Linked DNA regions of Homo sapiens: region 2 is linked to region 1. A link is a loop called in an ENCODE intact Hi-C map of the cell type or tissue named here. Cell type or tissue: endothelial cell of umbilical vein. All regions are shown on one strand. Links, peaks and the distances in the headings refer to the core of each region. The heading gives the core; the rest is flanking DNA.

Region 1 (5,393 bases), core at 235-5,234:
AATAGCAGACAAAAATCATTTGATTTATCAGAATAAAGCAACCTCAGCTTAAAGAAAAGCTTCTGATTGAGAATCCTAGCAAAGATAACTCTGAGTTAAATATTTGATAAGTCATTTCTGCAAATATTAAGTCTTTATTTGACAACAACACCCTCTAGCCATCAAGTTACTTACAGTCCAATGGGAAAGAGTAAAGAAGTCCCTATGGAATGTCAAAAGAAGACTAAAGGAAAGCTCTGTAGAGCAGAGCACACAAATTTTAACTGTGCACACTGCTTGAAAAAGGATGAGGAATTCTTTGGTGAAATTGTCAAAGAGGCAGTTTATCATTGACATCATGTCATATGCCACTACCAATGGCCCTTCCTCCACTCAGACTGACATCAGACCTAGGCATGCAACTTTTCAAAAATACCTCATAATTCATTCTAATTTATTCTAAGGAAATTATCATAAAAACTCAGAGTTAATTATTTAAAAATTTCAATGCAATGCTGTTTACAGTATCAAAAAATATGGACTCAACAATTTTCAAACAGAGGAGATTGATTATAAAATAGTACCTTCAAGGAAAAGAATAACATGCTGTAGAAGACTATTAAGATATTCAAATATTTGAGAAAATATGAAAAAATAAACACATAAATGTATATTTAAGTTTAGAAGGATATACATCAAATATAATGTAAAATTACCAGGAATGATAGAATTTTGATTGATTTTCCTTTGTTTAGTAGTATTTTCCAAGTTATCTAGAATAAATTTGTCTTGCTTTGTAAAGGAAAAAAGACTTTTTTAAAAGAATTTACACAGTTTCCTTATTGATTTAACACTAGTTGCTAACTATCCAAGAAAAATATCAAGATCTTAGCAGCCAATTATAGTGTTGTTTGTATTACTTGCATTATTATTTTGACAGGGAATTTCTGGAGACACGATTACTTAATGTGGAGAAATAAATCCCTAATAAAGAAATTTCTGACTCTGTAAGCATCATTTAGGATCTTTGGAAGGAACTTACAGGAACCTCTCTGAAGATCTTTCTTATAGCTTGATCCAAGTCATCTGTCTAATTCCATGTGTAAACTTCATGAAGGAGGAAATTTGGGAAAAAACTTTAGAACTAGGATGGGAAGAAGAGTTGGCTAAACAAGAGCAGGTAGTACAGCTGCGGGCCTTTTTCAGATAGGAAATATTGCAGAATCAAATTAAAACTTTATTCTTTTAGCCCTAAAAGATCATCCCTGCCTTTTAATAAGTACAATGATCTAAATTTTTGTAGCTCTTCTATCCTTTAATTTATTCCCTATGTAACAAGTATAGCAGGATAGAAAAAAATATACGTTATTACTAGTTGCCTTCAACTCTATGCCTAGGGAAAGGATTGCCATGATTTAGGGGTGCTTGATAAGTTTCTGGTTTCTTGAAGCTTGGAAGAAAACAGCAGATAAGGAGAAATGGGGATTTGAGGCTTTCTAATTTCTTATGTGGTGGGGAGGTGTATGGGTTAGAAACAAATAATTCTCTGTCCTGCCAGATTTTAGAAAGGAAGTCATGTATCCAATTCAATCTAACAAGCACCCTACCGGCGTGGAGTACAGATTTGTAGCTACAAACCCTGCCCCCACAGAGTATTTAGTCATGACAATCTATATTGTAATTTGCAAGTTGTTCATCAAATCGCAGTAAATTACTGGAAACATTAAAACTTAATAATAAGTAATATTCTCCTGGAAAATTAGAAAGCTATGTCTAATTTAAAAAATCTGAAAAATCTTTCCACCTTTCTGGCATTCAGTAAAGCATACACCTGCCTCTGTAATTGCCATTTTGTTGAGGAGTAACAGAGCATGAAGCGTAATAACCACGGTATGTCTAAATAACAGCACCCTTAACTGTAGAAAAGCATTGACTTTGCCATGTGGTCCACCCTGCTGTAAATCAAACAGATTTTCTCCGTACTTTAGTATATTAGGGATATGTTACACAATTTTCGTCATTATTTTGCCACATATTTTTGTCATATCTGTTTTACTAGTTTTTTATTTAATATTTTATATATACATTTAAATGGAATCACCTTTTTACCTTAGCTCTATCCTGAGCAATAACCATGAAATCATGACTTTGATGTGCAAATTGCCTATTTCTAATGTAATTAAAATAAAAACTGTTCATCAATGTGTCATCTAAAAAGCCACATCACTCCACTTCAGTAGCAACACAGCCTAGACATTAAGATGGAGGAAGTCGGCCAGGCGCAGTGGCTCACGCCTGTAATCCCAGCACTTTGGGAGGCCGAGGCAGGCGGATCACCTAAGGTCAGGAGTTCAAGACCAGCCTCAACATGGAGAAACCCCGTCTCTACTAAAAATACAAAATTAGCTGGCCGTGATGGTGGCCTGTAATCCCAGCTACTTGGGAGGCTGAGGCAGGAGAATCGCTTGAACCTGGGAGGCGGAGGTTGTGGTGAGCCGAGATCGCACCATTGCACTCCAGCCTGGGCAATAAGAGCGAAACTCCGTCTTAAAAAAAAAAAAAAAAAAAAAAAAAAGATGGAGGAAGTCAGACTGTTCGTGTCCAAATTCCAGCTTTATGATTCATAGTTATGTGACTTTGGATAAACTCTGTGAACCTCGTCTGTGTTTACCTTCTAGGTTTGTTGTAAGAAATAAATGATTTAATATATGAAAACTAATGGAACAAAATAAGCCTGTAATAAATGTTAGCTGGCATCAGCTAGCATTATACCACAAATTAGGAGTATTCCAGGGACTGGGAACAACTAATACCCTCCCTTGAGAGTATTTACAACAAATAAGGTCATGCCCAGAAAGGATCTGAGTTCTTTAACATATTCGATGAATGTGTTCAGAGCCTGTCATGCGAAAGACTCCAAGCCAGAAAGGAACACACTCCAGCATTGCTCCAGGAAGCTAGAGTGTGGTAGCAAGGTCACTGAGAGCACACAAACCTCTGTCTGACTGCATCTAATGAATGAGAGATGCTTTAGATGTCCAGGGGTTTGTGTCTTTGCAAGAGTTCACTAAATAAAAAGCTCCCTGTTCTCTTACAGATTCAAAATGGAGAAAACACAAAGTCCACGCCTTAACAAAATGACTTATGTGAACTCATAAGCTGACTTTAAGAATAGGAAAACCTGATATGCCAAACCTTGTGTTTATATCACCTTTCTTCATTTCTCCATTCACAGTTGCAGCCGATAGTGTAAATGTAGCATATTCCCACCTAAGGCCAAACTCTAAATGCACTGAGTCACTTATACTCTAAAGTATAATTTTCTGACTTTGAACATCAGGGTCTAGACACAATATAATGTAATCTCAAATCTCATTTGTATTTCAAAGTAATTGTATGGACAATGTGTATGAGTGTATGTATGTTCAAGCCTTCTGAAAACGAGGCTAACTAGTGAGGTGAAGTCTTAGGTGGAAAATTTTATTTCCAGTATATCATTACTATTTGTTAAATGCATTCCTGATTTTGGATAATCATAGTGGAAAACACACATACACACACAAACACTAAGCCACAGTACTCAAGCAAACTTGAAGAAGGGCAGGGAGCAGTCAGCCTCTCATTATACAGCTGTTTACCAACAGGTTCTTCAGGCACATGGAGGGTCTGACTTAATTTGAATGTGCTGTGCACCATGTTTTTTCTGTGCTAAGTCAGTTCGCCTATTCTATAATCTCGAGTAGTGATCTGTTTTAAAAACAGTGTTCCATATAGCAGAATTAAGTATACATCTTGACGGTTTGCGGGTACAAAAATATCAAGTTTTCCTTATCTGGGGGGCTGGAATGCAGTGTAGTAATTCAGTACCAATTGACCATATACATGCACACACACAAGTATTATATATAATATTAAATATAATTTGAACGTCCTAACAGGGTGTAAAAGGCTCTGGAAGCTATGGGGTGTTCCAATGCCTCCAGCTTCATATTGTGTCCCTTTTCTCTTTACTCTTTGCCTTCTGATATTCAGGAATTGCTTCAAAAATGAGCCTATATCTCTCTGGCATTTCAGGCACTTTCACACATGCTGTTCCATCTGTCTGGAAGGCATTCTATTCTCTATGTGGCTACTTCCAACTGACTGTTGCTCAGAATCTAGCTTAAATATCAGTTCATTCATGTATACATTCACTCATTCATTTATTCCTCCATTTACGTATGCCATCTGTATTTATTGAACCCGTGATAAATTCACGCACTGTGCTAAACCTTGAGTATGTGAACAAAAGAAATGCAGCTCTCACTTCCTTGGAGCTTAAAACAACAGAAAATACAAACAATGAATAATTACACAAATTCACATGTAACACATGTATGATAATGGGTTTGAAGGGACACAATGGAATGCTATGAGAGAAAAAAATAAAGATCTAATTTAGATGAGCCTGAGATGAGGTGGGAGAGGAGGCTAAGGAGGTCTCTAAAAAGTAGCTGTTAGAGTGAGATCTGAAAATTAGACTAGAGAAATGATAGTGGGAAGAGTGTTCTAGGTATAGGAAACAGCACAAAGACTCCATCGTCCTTCTAAATTCACTCTCATATTTTATGTTCTTATAGCATTTTATTCTCCTTTGTAATATTAGTCACAGTAATCATTGAATAGTTATTTGGAAAACACTTGCCTCTCCCACTAGACTGTTACTCTCATAAGGCCAGTAGTAATAGTATATGCCTTTCTCTGCCCTTTCCTAAGCACCAAGCACAGTGAGAGTCTAACCCATGGTGGATGCTTACAAAGGTCTGCTGATGAAATACAGACAGTATTAATGGACTGGGAGGTCAGCAAGGGAAGCACTGCATTACAACTTTTAATCAATACTAAAGCTCTGCTTAAATATGTGCAATGAAATTAGGTGCACTTTGCCCATTTAAAAAATTTAAACTTAAGTATGCATGTTAGAGGACATGGTGGGCATAATACTGAAAGGAAAAGATCAAAAGGTAGAAATATTTATTCATTCGAAATTGACATATCACTTAGTTAACAAAACCTGCCATTTGTGTTGCTATCACTACGTAGCACAATATCCTTTGGGCACGTAGTAGGCACTCAAATATGTGTGCAATTAATGACAATGAGTTAACTAATGGAAGAAATATTTATAGGTATGTTCACTTATACCAGTTTATTTATTCAACAATATTTATTGTGTGCCTATACCTGGAGTTTTGCTGGGTGCTGAAAATACACAGATAGGTCTCAAAGAGCTCAGAACTCAAAAGAAAAAGAAAAATCAAGGTTCACAATTGTAGTGAGGTAAGTGATGAATAATGCATAATATAACTTCCTATGTGAGTGGGAGATGGGGAGAAAAGCAGGGCATTAGCTAAGTCTAGAGTGGATAGCAACTT
Region 2 (5,393 bases), core at 298-5,297, 81 kb before region 1:
TTCAGAGTTCTGACAAATTATCATTTTCAATGAACTTAAATGTTAATTCATTCTTAAAACAGGAAATAGGGGGTTTCCCAACATTAGCTTCCGACCATAAAATAGGCAAATTTCCACAAGTTCAGGGCTAAATCACAGCTATTTGCTGGGATGCCATAATCTGAATTAAGAAGGTATTTAAATGGAGTAGGTTTTCCAAGTAGAGATACCAGCATAAAATAACTATAAATTTCCAGTCTAAAAACTTCAAGTTTAAGAGTTCTATTAACTCTTCAGCCTACCAAATTCTATCTTCTCTTCCTAAATAACAAATTATCTCTAGTTTCCATTCTACCTCTAATTAATGGAATTTTAAGCCAGCCATACTCATATGGAAAATACTGTGGAAATTAAATTAAAAACGAGGATACTAATAATCACTAAAATTTTCAAAAGAGACTGGGAAGAGTACACAACAATCATAGTATTATTATAGCTAATACTTAAATAATTGTTTCTATGTATTAGGGACTTTTCATAACACTTGATAGCTATTTAATATAATATCATAATAATCCTACACAGCAGGTATGATTATAATCTTTCTTTTACTGATGAAGAAACTCAGGCACAGAGAGGTGTAGTAACCTGCCTAAAGTCTCACAGCTAATTAAAAAAAATCAAGATCTGGACCCAGGCGCTCTTGCCCCCAAATCTTTGCTTTTATCCACCATGCTATGATTACATCATCATCAAATTTTTTCATTATTTTATTTACTGCTCAACGTTATGTTGTTCTTTGACCTATTTATTTCTATCTGTTGATTAAACCAAAGATTTTCTTAGAAGAATTTTGGCATTTTTGTCATTCACTGTCACAACAAATAGGCCCACTCACCATCATTGATTAACTTCACTCACTCGTTCAATTAAAAAATACTAAATATCCAATTTATGTCAGAAATTAACTTAGGTTCTAGGTTTTATTGGTCAAAAGAGTGAAAAGGAGTATTGGGCATGTAAATTTGATTAGAATTTAATTTGATAAGTGATATAGATCTGCACTGGATCCTATGGGAGCAAGAGGAAGAGGATCAGGAAAAAAATTATTCTAATTCCAAACTTACAACAGGGTTAGTAGCCAGTCATTTGATGAAGAAGGAAACAAGATGGACAGGCAGGTGTAATTGTGTGAGCAAAGATATGGAGACACAAATGAAGGAGAAATCTCAAGTAGTTCAACTTTTATTCATATTTCAAAATTATTGAGGACCCAATAGGTGCCACAGACTGCCCTAAATGCCAAGAATTCAAAGAATAAGACATAGACATCATCCTCAGGAAAGGGTAAGCCTGAAAAAAGCAAATTTTTTTTTGCATAAATTGCTTAAGACCTTTATGATCATTGCTGTTTAATTCTAGTTTCTCATGAGTAGCAAAAATCAGTATATCCTAATACTTGGGGACTGTAGTCTCTGTTTAGAGGATATTTCCATTTCCACATAATGGTCTTCCCTCACAAGAAGAAGGAACTTAACTTGCAGGGCCCTATGTCCCTGGCTATGAAGCTCTGATTTTATCCTAATGGCAAGGGAGTCTTTGAAGGCCTTAAATCTGAGACTGACATGAGATGGAAATGTCCCATGCTTCATGCGTTTTAATGTGCTGCTTCTCCAGCTATAATGTCTCTTTTAAAAGGAGTTTAAATCCTGAAAAATGGATAATAGAATCATAAAACAGTAAACCTCATATAGCAATTTACCATAAAGCAGAAGCTTCGATATAAAATGATGAAAGATAAAGTAGGCATATAAGTTACCCTTAAAATCTGTGCCGAATAAATTTAAAATACTAGAATTTCAGATGCAGAGAATAACAATTGTGTTTGCTAGCCAGAGTCTGCTTTGGTTCATTTGAGGAAAGCATGTCAGTCACTCTTAATGGTCTCTGCAAAACCCTAACCATGTCTTTGCCAAGACTCTCGTGTAATAGTTACATGATAAGCCCCAATGTGCTTCACAGTAAATCAGAGAGTTCCACAGCTAAGTTACATGATAAGCCTTGCTATATTGAACAGTAAATCATGGAATTCCTCAATAAAGTTACACACTAAAACTCTCTAGCTTATTTATTTATTTTTTCTTTATAGTATTATCTCCCAGTGGTGGATAAAGGTCAGCAACGTGCCTTCTGCTGAGCTACTTTCCTTTATCCCTTCTGCATACACATTTCCAGAGAATGCTTCAAGTCCCTCCCATCACAGCTAGAAAACGGTGAATATAAAACTTGACAGAAACCCCAAAAGATCTCAGAACTGGAATCTCTATCAATAGATGGATGAGGATAGGAATGTAGGATGCAGAAGCGGTATGTGATGTGAGAACTCCATGACAGAGAAGGAGCAAATCTATGAAACCTTCATATACCATTTGCTCATGAAGAATCAATGGATCATAGGTAGTAGTGACATCAATAAAATTTCTCTAATGGTAATTTAATGATTATAAACTATTACATTAACAAGATGCAGTTGTGTTTCCCTAAAGGCATTATGAATATTATTTAATGCACACCTGCAGATACCCAGTACTTTATCCAGCTATGACAGGGTACTAATGGAGCCTGGGAGTAAAGAGTAATCATAGTCTGTCCTCTCCCCGCTGCTCCTCCCCAGGAAACAGAGTCATGTGTAGAAATAACAAATTATGCTACTCGGTAACAGGAAACAGGAGGTGGTCTTCATGATTCACTAGTCAGGAATCTATAGACTAGGAAGACCTTTTATCACAAAAGTCTGTGTACCCCTCAAGACAGATTTCCTTCTATTCAAGTTTAGTTATACATAACTGGCATGCACAAATATGGCAGCCTAAAATAAATACAGCATACTGAGGTATGAAATGGCTAACTAGTGTATGCTCAAACCTAAGTCTCAAATACAAGCACCGATTTTAAAAATTAAACATGACATCTAGCTTATCAGAAAAGATTTGCAAGCAGAGTAGTACATTGGCTGCTCATATTACTAAAACTTTATTACTGTAGAAAGTAGCCTACAGTACACTTATAAGGATGCTATTATCATAAATAATTGAACTCAAACAATGGTGAAAATAAATAACCAGAGTACATTTTGTACTTTAACAATCTTCTTTTGACTGTGGTTGTTTGAGGACCATTGGGGATGTGTGTGTGTGTGGAGGCGGGGTGGTTAATTCTTATTTACTTAAGTGCTAATTCCCTTAAATTGGTAACCCACAATTTTTTCTCCCAGTTGTCAATTAAATTTAATAAGGACATATTGTATGGGCATTGATCTTATGCAAAATACTACACTATTAGTACAACAATACAAGAAAAAAATTAGTAAGAATTACAAGTTTCAAAATTTCAATTTTAAGCACATTTTACCTAGTACAAATGTATGTATGTTTTTTTCTATTATTTATCAACATGCCTCAAAAATTCAGTCAATTTAAGTGTGGGTCTTAAGGCTTATTTCCAAGCTTCAAAAAGCTTATACTGTGTTTTTCTTCCAAAAAAAAAAAGCTTTATTCCAATGATCCCTAAACAGAAAGCATTGTGATTAGGAGACATGCATTAGCATAAAAATTCAGCATTAATTATATGTTTCTCTGATTTTCTAGAGGGATGGATGCATGGATGGATGGTTAGATAAGTAGATGGATAGATAAATATTTACAATTTTTTTTAAAACACAAAAATACGTAAAAGGAAATATGTGCCATTTGTTGGGCATTTAATGAGTCAAGATCTGAGCTACTTGTATTTAATACACGTATTTTTTTTAATCCTCATGACCACACTTTGGTTACATTTTCGCACATGGTCAAACTGAGGTTCAGGAAATTAATTTTCCTAAGCTCATGTAGTTAATAAGAATCAGAGCAAGGATTTAAACTTAGATTTACCTGGTTACCAAGCCTGTGTCTTTCCTCTACACTGTACTTTCTTACACTTTCAAATGTGAGAGTAGATCAAATTGCACAGAGATTGGCCAGGGCCTCCCGTTGCCTGTCTGGTGAAGAGATGAGTAGGAAGAAAGGTTAATTCACTTTCCTTTATATAATGGGCTGGCTTCTTCAAATTACATCAAAAAAAAGGGTAGAGTCGGGGAGTGGTTACTTGGTGCTGCTATGTAATAGTCACTCCAAACAGAAAGCTTGTAGTGGGTAAGAAAAAACAAACAAAAACAAAACACAAAAAAGCAATACAACATATGAACTTTTTCTAATTTTATAATTTAGAAAAGTACTTTCCAATTAATATCTTTTCAGAGAGTGATATTTAGAGTTTTCAGATTATCCATATTCAGATTGAGATTTTCTTAACCATGTGACTGGGATGAGAATAGGAGCGAAAAGGTGAAATATGTGGAAATTGTTTCTTCAGAAATTTAAATTTGTGTGTGTTGTGTTGTTTACTCATCCACATTCAAAGCAGATTTTTCTTTTCATGCACCGCTAGTTCAAAAATAGCCTTCATCAGGACACTCCTGGGATTGGCCTAGAATGCATTTTTTTTTTTTTTTTTGTCAACGTTCTTAGCCATCTCTGGAACTTGGAAAGGAAGGCTAGTAGATTTTTTTTATCTTAAATCTAATTATTCTTCTCATTGAAACCTCATAAGCTTAGTGAATGTCTCACAGCCTCTGATGATGTCTGACTACCAGGGAGTCATTACACCACTCGCAAGTCTTGGCAATGCAATGAGAATCCTGTCTAGCAGGAGGGGTAACATGAGGTGAAGGGAGAGTATGACCCTGTCCCCCAACATTAGGAATTAGGTCCGGGGGTAGCACTGATTGGTTTGTGCTTCAAAATGAGCAATGTCTTAAAGGGTAGATTGTTTCATTGAGTAGAATGAAGAATTTTTTCTGACCAGTGCCAAATGGAATGCTCCCTGTATTGAAGAAAGTGAACTTGATGCTATCTAGGGAAAGAAGAGTATTCATGCAAGATCCTGAGCTGTGGTCACAGGAGGCAAAAAGGGAAACCAGTGAGTGTCTCTGTCAGGTGAAGGGAGTTACTATTTGACAACATCAATGCAGGCAAGCACCTTTTGGGCAGTGCTCAATGTGACAATGCTGAATGCCTAGGGACAATCAGGTTTCCTGGTAAGTATGCATTCTCCAGAATGCTTTTAGAAGCATATCAGCCAGAATTGTTTTTAAATTTAATTTAATTTTTTTTTTTTTTTGAGACAGAGTTTCACTCTTGTCTCCCAGGCTGGAGTTCAGTGGCGTGATCTCAGCTCACTGCAACCTCCATCCCCCGGGTTCAAGGGATTCTCCTGCCTCAGCCTCCCGAGTAGCTGGGAATACAGGTGCCCGCCACCACACCCAGCTAATTTTTTGTATTTCTAGTAGAGATGGGGTTTCGGCATGTTGGTCA

What was found. Hi-C counts contacts between places; a loop is a spot of excess contacts. Peaks named below come from ENCODE experiments on the same cell type or tissue, not always from the same donor. Only the 100,000 strongest peaks of a DNase experiment are listed, where the experiment ranks them.
Region 2: it touches region 1 in a loop (7-fold over the local background); 1 of 110 quality-filtered maps calls a loop at or near these places.

Annotation. Positions count from the first base shown.
Region 1 is chr1:98,261,391-98,266,783 of GRCh38, reverse strand. The region is part of intron 2 of LINC01776 (long intergenic non-protein coding RNA 1776); the gene reads right to left. All of the region lies in intron 1 of LOC124900404 (a long non-coding RNA gene), which reads right to left. Among named protein-coding and RNA genes, the nearest start is that of LINC01776, 53 kb to the right of the region's middle. In endothelial cell of umbilical vein, for the core only: no CTCF peak of the experiment used is centred there; a DNase peak (open chromatin) is centred at 2,773; H3K27ac peaks cover 2,111 bases.
Region 2 is chr1:98,342,274-98,347,666 of GRCh38, reverse strand. No RefSeq gene overlaps it. Among named protein-coding and RNA genes, the nearest start is that of LINC01776, 130 kb to the right of the region's middle. In endothelial cell of umbilical vein, for the core only: no CTCF peak of the experiment used is centred there; a DNase peak (open chromatin) is centred at 2,796; H3K27ac peaks cover 3,050 bases.